2 separate regions of the Homo sapiens genome follow, and region 1 is linked to region 2. A link is a contact called in ENCODE Hi-C data. All regions are on one chromosome and are shown on one strand. The core of a region is the stretch at or near the end of the contact, and the rest is flanking DNA. Distances in the headings are between cores, read along the strand shown.

Evidence for each region. Hi-C counts contacts between places; a loop is a spot of excess contacts on that map. Pooled maps may share reads with other maps.
Region 1: a pooled map shows a loop between it and region 2 (2.1-fold over the local background). The contact joins the promoter of KIF1A here to the enhancer-like site in region 2. A Hi-C loop is called at or near these places in 1 of 168 maps with a recorded cell type or tissue (naive thymus-derived CD4-positive, alpha-beta T cell), 3 of 37 single-sample maps with no recorded cell type and 12 of 50 pooled maps.

What each region holds. Positions count from the first base shown.
Region 1 is chr2:240,818,954-240,824,847 of GRCh38, reverse strand. KIF1A (kinesin family member 1A) reads left to right here and starts at 4,629. Exons shown (of 49, transcript NM_001244008.2): 1 at 4,629-4,726. RefSeq lists an enhancer at 3,643-4,217.
Region 2 is chr2:240,230,635-240,236,835 of GRCh38, reverse strand. No RefSeq gene overlaps it. Among named protein-coding and RNA genes, the nearest start is that of OTOS, 93 kb to the right of the region's middle. RefSeq lists enhancers at 109-713, 842-1,342, 2,589-3,130 and silencers at 3,073-3,122, 3,473-3,682. Within about 2 kb of position 3,740, at least 20 of the 41 ENCODE cell types and tissues checked have a DNase peak (open chromatin) inside an H3K27ac peak, as active enhancers do.

The sequences.
Region 1 (5,894 bases), core at 3,380-5,879, 590 kb before region 2:
AAAGACAGGAAGACCCAGAGTTCTCCTTTTATCCCTCCTTCCTCATCAGTAAGCGGGAGGCAGAGAATGTTGGTGCCAGCATCAAGAAGTGAAATAGAAGCAGGCAAGTGAGTAGTGTGCATGGTTTTCATTGTTCTGGTAAGAACAGAAAACACACACAGATGAACTAGGAAATATGAGCTGTGTAATTTCAGTGATTCGGTGTATGAGTTGAAAGCTCTTCTATCTGCATTTAAAACTGGCATTCTACGATAGAAAGCTGAAGAGTAAAATTCATGCTAGCAATTTAAAATTTTAATTTTCTTTACTTAGAATGGCATTAAATAGCAAGAAAACACCATGGCTAATCAAGAGAGCCTGGGGAATGGAGGAAGAGGTTTGTATATTTAGCACCTTTAACTGCACTTTGCCAGGCTTTTGAACAAGGCGGCTTTATTTCATTTTGCACTGGGCCCCGCATGTTCTGTTACTGGGCCTTTTCCCACTGGAAAAATAGATGAGGTCTGTGAAGTGGGTGGAGGCTGCAGCCAGGGCAAGGGGGACGGGCAGGAGAGACACAGTTTAGTCCTGCTCTCCTGCCCGTCTTGGGATGGCCTGGACCACAGGAAGCCATCACGGGGACTGTTAGGGAGCTGCGAGGTCCTCCTGGGTGGGACGGCCCTGGAGACAACAGAGAGCTGTCCAGAGAGCCTCCTCTCAGATGCTACAGCATGATGCAGCACAAGGTAGGGAAGTGGCTCCTCTGTGGGCTCTGGGGAGGGAGGCAGCAAGGAGTGGTGATCAGTTTCAGGAAGGAGCCTGCACTCCAGGCCTTCCCTGTATGGGCCTGGCTTCTGTGCCTCCCCACTGCAGGCTGCCAGTAGAGCAGCTGCTGTCCCGACACCACTGGGCGCTCACAGGCCAGAGTCACTCGACGCCCAAGGAATATGGCCAGCTGGAGAGAAAAACATGCTCCCCGGGGATCCATGTCAGTCCATGTCTCTGTGGCATTAGAGGAGGGGCGAGTGGTGATTGGGAGTAAGCCCATGCAGGATAGAGGGGAGGGAGCAGGTGCAGGCAGAAGAGCTTCAGATCCTGAGGCAGGTCTGAGGCCTGCAAAAGAGACAGGGAAGGAAGGGGCTTGGGTAGGAAGAGTCTCAGACTGCAGTCCCCCTCCCAGAAGCTTTCGGCCAAGCTGATGGGTGTCCCTGATAAAGCTGCCCGTCGGAGGGGTCTTGAGTGGGACGGAGGGGCCAGCACTGGTATCTCAGACTCTGTCTTTGATGAGGAGCAGTCAGGGAACAGGCAGCAAAGCTTAGTCTTGATATAACAGTAATTGCTGTAAATGTAAGTGGGTTAAATTCCAATTAAAAGGCAGAGACAGATTACATTTAAAAATTTACACAATGGGTTGCCTAAAAGAGATACGCTTTAAAAAGATACAAAAAGCTTAAAATAAGAAAGTTGGCAAAAGACATAGCAAGCAAATATGAACCAAAGAAAACTGGATTGACATGTAATGTATGACATTCAAATTTAAGGCAAAAAATTTAAAAACTCCAAACGCCAGACAAAGAAGGGCACACATACATATGGGCGCAAGGAGCCACAGAATGATAATGCATGTCTATCACAATCATTCTAATATCTAAAAATATGGCCACAATACACAGCAAGCAACATGTGCCGGAACTGCTGGGAGAAGCAGATATTTTAACAATTCTAACTGGAAATTTTAAAAAATAATAAGCATAGTTCACATTGACAAAAATTAGCAGAAATCTCCAAATCCTGATCAAAATGATTAATAACCTTAAAAAGCTTTTCTATCTGGGATCTTACCTTACTGAGTCAAGAATTAATAATTTTGAACTAATACATAATATAGAGAACTCTCTGCCCATCAAGCAGAGAGTACAACCATTTTGAACACAGGTAGAACATGTATGAAATAGACTATGTGTTAGGACCTAAAGAAGCCTCAATGAATTCCAGAGGCACAGGGCCATGCAGACTGGGCAGCTAGTTTCTGTTTGTGCTTCTAAGTTCCCTTTGCCCATTCTTCAGGAGACCACCCGAAATGCACCATACTCCTTGGGTGCCCCTGACCTCCAGCTTCCCCTTGGGTTCAGCCAAAGCACTACCAGATCAGGGGAAGAGGGAGAGTGAGGTCCAGGGTTTGCTGCCCTGGCTCCCTTCCTAGGAAACTCTGGCTGGCTGCACCCCTCCACCTGAGCCTCTGCTTCTGCCCGCCCCGCTCCCTGCAGGCAGTAAGGCTGCAGTGCCACCAAGCCCCTGGGGCTCTCCGACCTCCTGCCCACACCTTTATCAATAGTCTCTTTATCAAACCCTTCTCAAATTACCCAATTTGAGTGTGCCATCTGCTTCCTGCCAGGATCTTGACTGAATACAGACTTGTTCTCTGACAACAATGCAATTAAATTAGAACCTGGTAACAAAAGGTTATAATTAAAGAAACACTATTGAAAAGTAAATAACATTATTAAATAACCCTGGGTTTAAAAGGAGATCATCAGGAACAGTAGAAAATATTAGATATGAATGATAATGAAAACATTTTATGTCCAAATTTGTGAGACTCAGCCAAGACAGTTCTGTAGAAGGAATTTTGTAGCTTTTAATACAGTAGATCTATTGGAAAATCAGAAGGCTTAAAAAGGAGCTAAGCATTTGGTTCAAGACAGAGGAACAGATCAAATCCAAAGAACCACAAAGGAAGGAAATAATACAGAAAGACAGAAGCAAATGAAATAACGGGAAAGACGTTTAACAGAACTAAAAGTTGGAGCTCTGAAAATATTTAAAAATATTAAAAGAGAAAAATGCAAAAAACAAAATACAGGCCAAATGCATGCCAGTAATCCCAGCACTTTGGGATGCCGAGGTGGGTGGATGGCTTGACCTCAGGAGTTTGAGACCAGCCTGTGCAACAGGGCAAAATCCTGTCTCTACAAAAAATGCTAAAATTAGCTGGGCGTGGTGGCACACACTTGTAGTTCCAGCTACTAGGGAGGCTGAGGTGGGAGGATTGCTTGAGCTGGGGAGGCTGAGGCTGCAGTGAGCCAAGATGGCACCACTGTACTCCAACCTGGGAGACAGAGCAAGACCCTGTCAAAACAAACAAACAAAACCATAAAAAGCCAGAATATAAAGAAAAAAAGATATGCTAGTCATTTAAATATTAACGTGAAATAGATTAATTCCTAGAAAAATGTCTATTGCCTCGAGAAATAGAGAACTTGCCAGATTAAAAAGCATGAGGAAAACGGAGGTGATAAAGACCCCAGCCCCAGAAGCCCAGATGGTTTTATTGTTTCTGCCAGGGTTAGGAAGAACAATTGATTTCTCTTTCATGCCGGCGGTTCCAGGAAATAGTGAAGGAGGAGGAGCTGTCTAGCTGGTTTCGGCGGGGCTGGGGCTGGGAGTGGGGGGCCCGTGTCTTGCAGAAGTGGATGTGAATCTCCCCCAGCCACCTGCAAGGCGCTCGCACGCAGCTGTCGGGACTGAGGTGAAGCCGGCTCTCCCAGGAGTGTGGATGAAATGGTTAACGGCGAGGCCGCTAGGGCAGCGCAGGCCCCTGCTGGGCGCCAGGGAGGCTTAGCCAGGCGACGCCAGGATGCCCATGGCAGGGGCTCGATGGCAGGGGCTGGGCTGGAGGGGACCCAGCCCCGGGGTTCAGGGTGGCCCGAAATCCGTGCACCCCCGCACCGCAGTGCGGGGAGGTTCCCATGGGCGAGCTGCCCAGAGGCTTTGTCGAAGTTGCCCAGCCCTGGGACGGTGGAGGGAGGACGGTGGCGCGCACAGAGATACCAGTCAGCCCCTGGAACTAGGAAGGCGGCTGGGGGCGGGTGACGCAGGCTGGGGTTTGCCGGGGTGGCCCCCGAGCGGCGTGTGACTTGGGGGTCCAAGGAAGTTAAACTGGACAGGCTGGGGTGAGGACAATGGGGGCCTGGAGAGGTGGGGCGAGAGGAGGGCGGGGGGTCCCCACGAGCCGCGGTAGAGGCGAGGCGGCGGGTCCGCGGGCGGGTTGCATCATCCGGCGGGGAGGGCCTGGGTCACTGCTGCTCTTCCCCCGGCGCCCCGGCCCCGACACAAGATGCGATTTCACCGCGCACCTGTTACACCCGGAGCCAGCATCCCTGGCGCAAGGAGCCCTCCCTCCCCAGCCCCGCCCGCCCCCCACGATGCGTCTGTCGCTGGCTCAGAGCGGGGGCAGGTGGACGTTTTACGATTTCACTCGAAAGGGGCCAGGGTGGGGGACGGCCCGGCGAGGGGTCCGCGGGCAAGTTCAGGTGCACGCGGGGCTTCGGGACGGGGCGCCGCCGGGTCCCTCCCCCGCGAGGTCTCAGGGGCACGCCGGGGGAGGGGACGCTGCGTCCGAGCCGGGTGTCGGTCCCCCACCCTCCGCGGGGCCCGCCGCGGTGTCAGCGGTGACGTCACAGCCCGGCCCCGGCCCCCTCCGTCCCCAGCCCCATCCCCGCGGCGGCCGCGTCGCCCGTCCCTCTCCCCGCGCGACAAACCAGCTGGCGACTGGAGCTCGGACGCCGCGCGCAGCCAACCAGCGCCTCGGGAGGGGCGCGGGGCGGTCCGGGCCGGGGGCGCGCAGCCCGTCACGCGGCGGCGCCGTCACAGCGCAGAGCAGCCGGCGAGCGGCAGCAGCTCCGGGCTCGAGAGCCCGCGCCCATGCCAGTGCCCATGCGGGGCCGCCGCCAGTGACGCCGGAGAGGTAAGGCCGCCGCCCGCCCGGCCTCCCGCGCCCGCGCCCCTCGCCCCGCACCTGCGCCCGGCAGCCCGCGCCCGCAGCCCGCACCTGCACCCACTGCGCCCAGGGCGGGGAGCTCCGGCCCGGCGCCCTTGTTGCCGCCCAAAGCGCAGGCACTGCGAGGCCCCTTCACTTCCAGACCTTCCTCCATCTCCGCAGAGAACAATGGGGGAAATTCAGGGGTGTCCGCCCTTCAGGTGCCGCTGGAAAAGGTCCCTTTGCCGCGATCTCGGCTGCAGCGGGACCCTCGGCTTAGGCGGGCGGGGGTCGCCCTCGGGAGGGCTCGCCCGGCCGGCGGGATCGGGATACCCCCGCCCTTCCCCGGCTATTCCGCTTCCCTGGAGAGGAGCCACCGGCGGGGCTGCGGGAGGGGCTGCGCCCAGACGGCGGGGGAGGGGAGGGATGGTGAGCGGGGCTGAGGACGCTGACGCCGCACCTGGGAGGGTGCGCGGCTGCAGCGCCTCGGCCCGAGGGGAGAGCGCGCAGGGCGGCCGGGCGCGGGCAGCTGCTCCGGTTCCCGGGGTGGGGGAGGGCGGATGCTGGAGCCGGGAGCAAAACAGGCGGGCGGGGCGGGGGCTGCGGCGTTGGGGCCTGGCCACCCGCTTCGTTGCACGGCCGGCCTGCCCATCACCCCCTCCCACGCCAGAGACCCCAGCTCCCTTCCAGAAAGACCCAGCACCTGGGAGGGGCCGCCGGCGAGCACTGCCTGCGTCTCAGCAGCCAGCGCCCCTGTAACAGGTGTGGCCCGGCGGCGAGGGAGGGGCTGCGGGGCCGCAGGGTCTAGGCTGGCGGCGCGCCCCCGGCGCCCGGGCTCGGATGACACGAAGGAACAGTGGCCGCGAAGACCTTCGCACTCCCGCTTTAAGCCGCTCCTCACGCTGACTTCCCCCAAACCAGCCGCGCTGCCCTCTCGCTGGGAAGGGCCGGGGCAGCATCCCCGCCGGGAGGGAGGGTCCGCAGGAGCGGGGCGCTGGGCGCCGGTAGGTGGGGTTGGGGGGGCCCTGCCGGCCGCAGGGGCGGGAGGGGGAGGGGAAGGAGGGAATGCCAAGTCATGGGGCCTGCTGGGCGCGAGCGCGACGTCGCCCGGCGCGGACCCGATGCGCGCCCACGTCCCCGGGAATAGGGACTTTCC
Region 2 (6,201 bases), core at 2,491-4,990:
CAGTGCTCATTCCGGCCCAGCCCCTCCCAGGCACAGACACTTGAGCTCTGCTCAGCAGGCAGGGCAGAAATGATGACAGGTGCCACCACCCCCGGCCCGCCTGTCACTGGAAACCAGCTGCTTCCTGTCAGCAGTCCTTCAGGCCAAGGACAGCCAGGCCCACTTGGAGCTCCTGTTTCTTAACCCAGCCCCCTCCAAGCAGGCCTTCTTCCAACGCTAGGGTCAACACAACCTTCGCTAGGTCCTGGCTCCTGCTGTCCCCAGGGATCTGGGATGGAGGAGGCCCTGATGGGAGCGGGGATGAGGCCTCGAATGGGATGGATGGCTAGAGAGAGGTGTCCCTAGGGAGATGGGGTGAGGGGATGGCTGCTGGTGGGGAGGTCACTGGGGGAGGAGGCAGGAGAGACATGCTGGCTGAGGAGGGATGCGGTCTACCCAGGAGGAGCAGAGGTGCAAACAGGAGGACGATGGGTGTCCCAGGCCAGTGAGGGCCAGCCTGGAAGGCAGACCTGGAACAGGCAATTCCCATAGACCTTCTTGGGGGGCCAAGGAGCTTGGTTGTGTACCACCCGTGGTGGTGGGGGTTCTGGGCCTGAGGGTTCTGGGCTGGGAGTCACCCCACAGAGCTGATTCAGGGTCACAGTGCACCCAAAGGATGAGGGAGGGGAGCTGGAGGGAGAAGGTTCCGGGTGGCCACTCCCCTGAGCATGCATGGGGAGAAACTGTCCCATTGCTCAGCTAAGCTGACATGGTACTCCTTCCATTGTGAGCATGGAAGAAGGTGACTCGGTTCCAGAAGAAGCCATAGTGTCTTCCCATCACTGCAGCTGTGGCCAGGATCCCCAGGCAGCGAGGTGCCCAGCACTGCTCAAACTGCTGAGTACACCCCAGGTGACGCGTTGATAGAAGAGCCTGCACCTCACTCTGCGGAAAACTCAGCTCTCACCTGTGCTAACAATTTCAATGCAATGCGTTTCCTTTGCGATTCTATGCATTTTATTTTATGCACCTAAAAACATTATTCTGATGAGGGGTCCCTAACTTTCACTACCTGCCATGGGGCCTCGGTGCACAGGAGGTTAAGAATGCCTGGCTCAGGTATTGACCGGGCTCGGGGACCGAGAGCTCCTCGGGGACAGAGGGAGAATCAGAGGAAGAGTTGAGACCTGCCCAGACACAGGGCGGCCTCGGGTGGCGGCCACACCCTCGCCCCAACCCGGATCAGTTGCCCAGTCACCCAGCAGCAGGGCCTGTTTTTAGACCTGCTCCCAGGCAGGTTGCAGCTGGGGCCAGACAGGTACGGTGACCTTGTGAGGGGGTCACAGCACGCTCATAGGGGTCCACTGCAAGGAGAAGTGCAGTCCTTGGCCTGGGCCGGTGGGGTGACAGCAGCAGGGGCTCCAGGACTGGGGGTGGCCTGTTGAACCCCAGGTAGGTGTTCTGTCACCCCTGAGCCCTCACCTGTCCTCCCAAAGCTGGCCCTCAAGAACCAGCCTTCGAGGGCATGTGCCTGGGTCACGGGGTGTAGTCTCCACACTGACATGTAACCCAGCACCTGGGGCTCAGGAGGGTGCATGAGAAATGCCAGGAAGCCGGGGTCTGCAGCCCAAGGCCATGATGAAATCTCCTCACTGCTGCATATAGAGCCGCAGCCCAGCCATGCCCCACAAGCCCATTCTTCTCCCTCCTTTTAGGTCTTGCAGTGCTCTGCAGCTGGCCAGGACGCACAGGTGAGCTCACAGCTCACGGAAACCCTGAAAGCTAAGGCAACCTGGGGAAAGAAGTTACCAAGATTTCCTTTGTACCTTAGGGAATCCAAAAGCATTCTGTGTTCAGTGTTGGTGTCCAGGGTGATTTGGGGGATTTGGTGGCCATTTCCTGGGGTAGTGAGGGACATGCAAGAGCAATGATACGTGGACCTGCCATTCAGGGTGCAGAGATCCTGCAGAGGTCAGCTGGGAGCACCACCCCCAGAGGCCTGTGTCTGTGTGTGATCACGTCAGGCTGGGCACATTCCGTAATAACCAGCACCTCACTCATTTCCCACGGCTCATGGCTTGCAGGATTTTGCTCTCTTGACCTCTCCTCTTCCGATCCAGAGCTTAACATCCCAGGGCTGGTCATTGTGGTTTCACAGAGTCGGGGGCCAGCCTGAACCTGGAGCCATTTGCTGCAGGTGTGGGTTTTCCTTGGAGGCTGAGCAAGTCCCTGCTTACCCAGGCTTGCACCCTCTTGGAGACGTGAGCTCAAGCTCACAGGCATTGGTAGATGATGGCTCAGCCACTTCCAGACGGTGTGACTTTGGATAGGTCACCAAACTCCTCTGGGGTTCAGCTTCCCCAGCTGTAAATTGAGGCTGTGACAGTGTGTCCCGCATTCCACTGCACTGAGGACCAGGTGAGAGCATCACCAGCACACGTGGGCACCAAGCCTGGCACATGGGGAGCTCTGGTGCAGGCAGCACCTGCCACACTCTGCCCCAACCATGCCTGTGTGACCAGGGCACAACCAGAAGTAGCTGGGCAGGTGCCACCCAGAGTGCTGTGGACACAGTCACCGCTGGGCAGGCGCCCCAGGGTGGGTCCTAACCTTAGCCAGCAAGTGGGTGCCACAGGCCCAGGGAGAGCAACGCGGGGACAGCCCTCGTGTCAAAAAACCTGGGATGGTGTAAGACTCCGAATTGTTGTCCTGTCTGAAGAATGTTCCGTTATTTCTCACAACCTGTTTCCTCCCTGGCCACTGAACAGAGGTTTACTTTCCTTTAGGACTTGATCTGTGACCACAGTGCCCCGCTGTTAAGGTGACCAATGCAAACTGCAGAAGGGTGCCCCTTCCCCCCCAGAAACATCAGGTGCGTCCCAGGTCCTGCGGCACCCCCCGAGGAGGGAGGTGCTGAGGGCGGGGCTGCAGCCACGGAGTTGGAGGGGGGGACTGTGGGTGGGGCTGGAGGATCAGGGTGCTGTGGGCGGGGCCAGAGGAAAGAGGCACTGTGGATGGGGCGGGAGGGGCGAGGCACTGTGGGCAGGGCCGGAGGAGGGAGGTGCTGTGGGCGGGGTTGGAGGGGTAGATGCTGTGGGCAGGGTCGGAGGAGGGAGTGCTGTGGGAGGAGCTGGAGGGGGAGGCACTGTGGGTGGGCCAGAGGGGGGAGACACTGTGGGCGGGGTCAGAGGAGGGGGGTATTATGGGCAGGGCTGGAGGCGGGAGGTGCTGTGGGCGGGGTCTGAGGTGGAGGTGCTGTGGGTGGGGCTGGAGGGGGAGGTGTTGTGGGCAGGGCTGTGGGGAGGTGCTGTGGGGCTGTGGGCGGGGCTTGAGGGGAGAGCTGCAGCCGGGGAGGAGGGAGGTGCTGTGGGTGGGGTTGAAGTGGGGGAGGTGCTGTGGGCGGGGCCGGAGAAGGGAGGCGCCGTGGGTGGGGCTGGAGAGGGGAGGTGCTGTGGGCGGGGCTGGAGGTGGAGGTGCTGTGGGCGGGGCTGGACCAGAGAGGTGCTGTGGGCGGGGCCGCAGCCAGGCTTATGCTTCCCTGCTGCAGGGGTGCGCTGATGGGATGGGGGCGTCTCACCCCAGGTGGGGGAGGCCTGAGCTCGCATCATCCGGCTGCAGACCCCTGGGTGCCCCCTTGTGCCAGGTCCGTCAGGGGCACAGGCCCGGCAGCACGCTGACTGGGCGCCGGGCAGGCCCGGCCGGCAGGGAGGGCTCCAAAGGCTGATCCTGCCTGTATTTTAAGGCCTGAGTTTCAGAGCGGCCTCCGGGCCCTTTGCTGAGCTCCAGCGCCCCCTGGTGTCGGCGAGGCGGGTGAGGGAGACGCGCCTTTGGGTCTCGGGCCTGCCCTCCAGCAGCCCACACACACCCCAGGACCTGGAGGCCTCCACCAGCCCCACCCTGGGGAGGACATTGAGAACCTGGAACAAGGTCTATTTGGGTCTGAAATACAGAAATGTAAGAACGCTGGAGAAGCTGGGGTCTCCTCCGGGAGAAGCCAGGCCTCGGGAGCCCGCTGCTGGGAGCCCTGGGGGCAGAGCCGGCCGCAGAGCCTTCCGCACAGACCCGTCCTTCCTAGGAGGCTGGGAGCTGGCATTTTGGCTTTGGCTCAGAATTGCCCGCTGTGCCACGAGGGCGAAGTCCAGCCCAGCAGGGGGAGGGCTGCTGCCCAAAGAGAGGGACTGATGTGGTTCTCCTGGGCCTGCTAGTGTCGGATGCTCCTCCAGGGACTGTTCTCAAGGCCCAGGTGCATGTGGGGAAATCGGGCTGTCTGGAAGAAAGAGTGGAAGCCGCTCGCTAGAGACACGCCTCTGTGATTCTCCCAGAAAGTGTCCTGTCGGAGGCTCAGGACTTCCTAGTGAAGCAGCTAGGACAAGCTGGGCATATTGAAAGTCACGGGGACATAAACCTGCAGGCCTGGGTATGGCCATTGGGTATACGTTAAATTCTGTGGCACCCAGTCTAGTACAACAGCTTCCGTTTCAGGACAGACAAGGTCACCCTGTGGGACCACCCTTAGCTGGAGCACCAGTTCCCTTCGCAGCCTCCTGATGAGAAGTGATCTCTGAACAGAAGGTGCAGGGCAGAGCTGCGGGCGTGCAGGGCCCTTCTCCCAGTCTGTTCCCGTCGATTCCTTGCTGCTCACACTCAAGGGTCTGCGCCCAGCCTGAAGGCGCTGCCTGCCGCGGTCCCTCCTGGTCATCTGTCTTTGTAGATTTGCAGAACAACATAGCCTCACCTGTGGGAGAGGCTTCCCAAGCTTCACCTTCACTCAGCACTGTTGCGCAGTCCCCAGGCAGGTGGCACCTGAGAGAGGGTTCCAGGCTTGGCCACTGGAGGGTCCCAAAGGTGGCTGGTTCCTGGCCCCAACAAAGCCGACTCCCTGGGAGACAGATGAGTCCCTCCAGGGTGGTACTGTTGGTCTGTTTTGGTCAGTGACGTGCTCAGCTCCAGGGCCATGCCTGGCACAGGGAAGGTGCGTCTTCAGTACTGGGTGATGTTGGACGAACGCCTGCTTCCCTTTTTTTTTCAAACTGAGGTCTGCAACCCAGATGCCCTTGGCTACTTACTGACTGCTCCATCTGAGCAAGTGGCACAGTGCCACTCATCTGCATAGGTGAGCGGGGACTGGTGGGTCTGCTGCTGGCTGGACAGAATGTCTGGGAGGGGCTTTGAGCATCCTGACCACCTCTGCTCTCAATCAGGCTTGGAAGGCAGCGTGTAATTAGGTCACATGGAGCCTCCAAGGACCAGACACTGGGGAAACCATAGCTCTCTGTCTTGTGCGTTTCTGGGTGCCAAAGCCATTACCTCCTGCTTTTGGAGGTCCCGTTGCCAGTTGCCAGGGTGAGAGGCAGGATGGGTTCATGACTCATGGCATCGACATCCTCCGGCCTGTTAAATCTTTTTGTTGTTGTTGTTGTTTTTTGAGATAGAGTCTCGCTTTGTCGCCCAGGCTGGAGTGCAATGGCACGATCTCGGCTCACTGCAAGCTCCGCCTCCTGGGTTCATGCCATCCTCCTGCCTCAGCCTCCTGAGTAGCTGGGACTACAGGCACCTGCCACCAAGCCCGGCTAATTTTTTATATTTTTAGTAGAGACGAGGTTTCATCATGTTGGCCAGGATGGTCTCGATCTCCTGACCTTGTGATCCGCCCACCTTGGCCTCCCAAAGTGCTGGGATAACAGGTGTGAGCCACCGCGCCCGGCCCAGCCTGTTCAATCTTAATGCAGTTGGCAAACACCTGTTTTTAATTTCTGATTTTTAAGGGCCATTTCCCTGGAGTTCACTGTTAGGTATAATGTGGGGTGTTATGTTAAGGGATATTCATCATATTAAAACATAGTCTCTCTGCACCGTGACTTTTATTCTTCCAGTAAGTAGTAGGTGTCTATTTTTACTAAAAGCTTTTCTAGCGTCAGAGCCAGGGAGGTTTCCGTGGAGGTCCAGCCAACCCAGTTGGGGCCAGTTCCTTTGGTGGACACCCCTGCCCTTCCCCCTGGTGGAAGATCTGCTGACCCCTTAGCCAGTCCCTGGACCCCCAGCAGAGCTGGGCCTACTGCTTGGCTTCCTTCCATGCAGCCCTGGATGTCCCAGGGATGCAGTTTCGGTGGAAAACACACTGCCTTCCCTGCAGTTCATCCCCTGCTCCTGCTATACCGAAGCCCGTTTTTCACTCCACAGAATTCAGAATGGGGAAGACCTTCCCTGCCCCCAGGCCCCTTC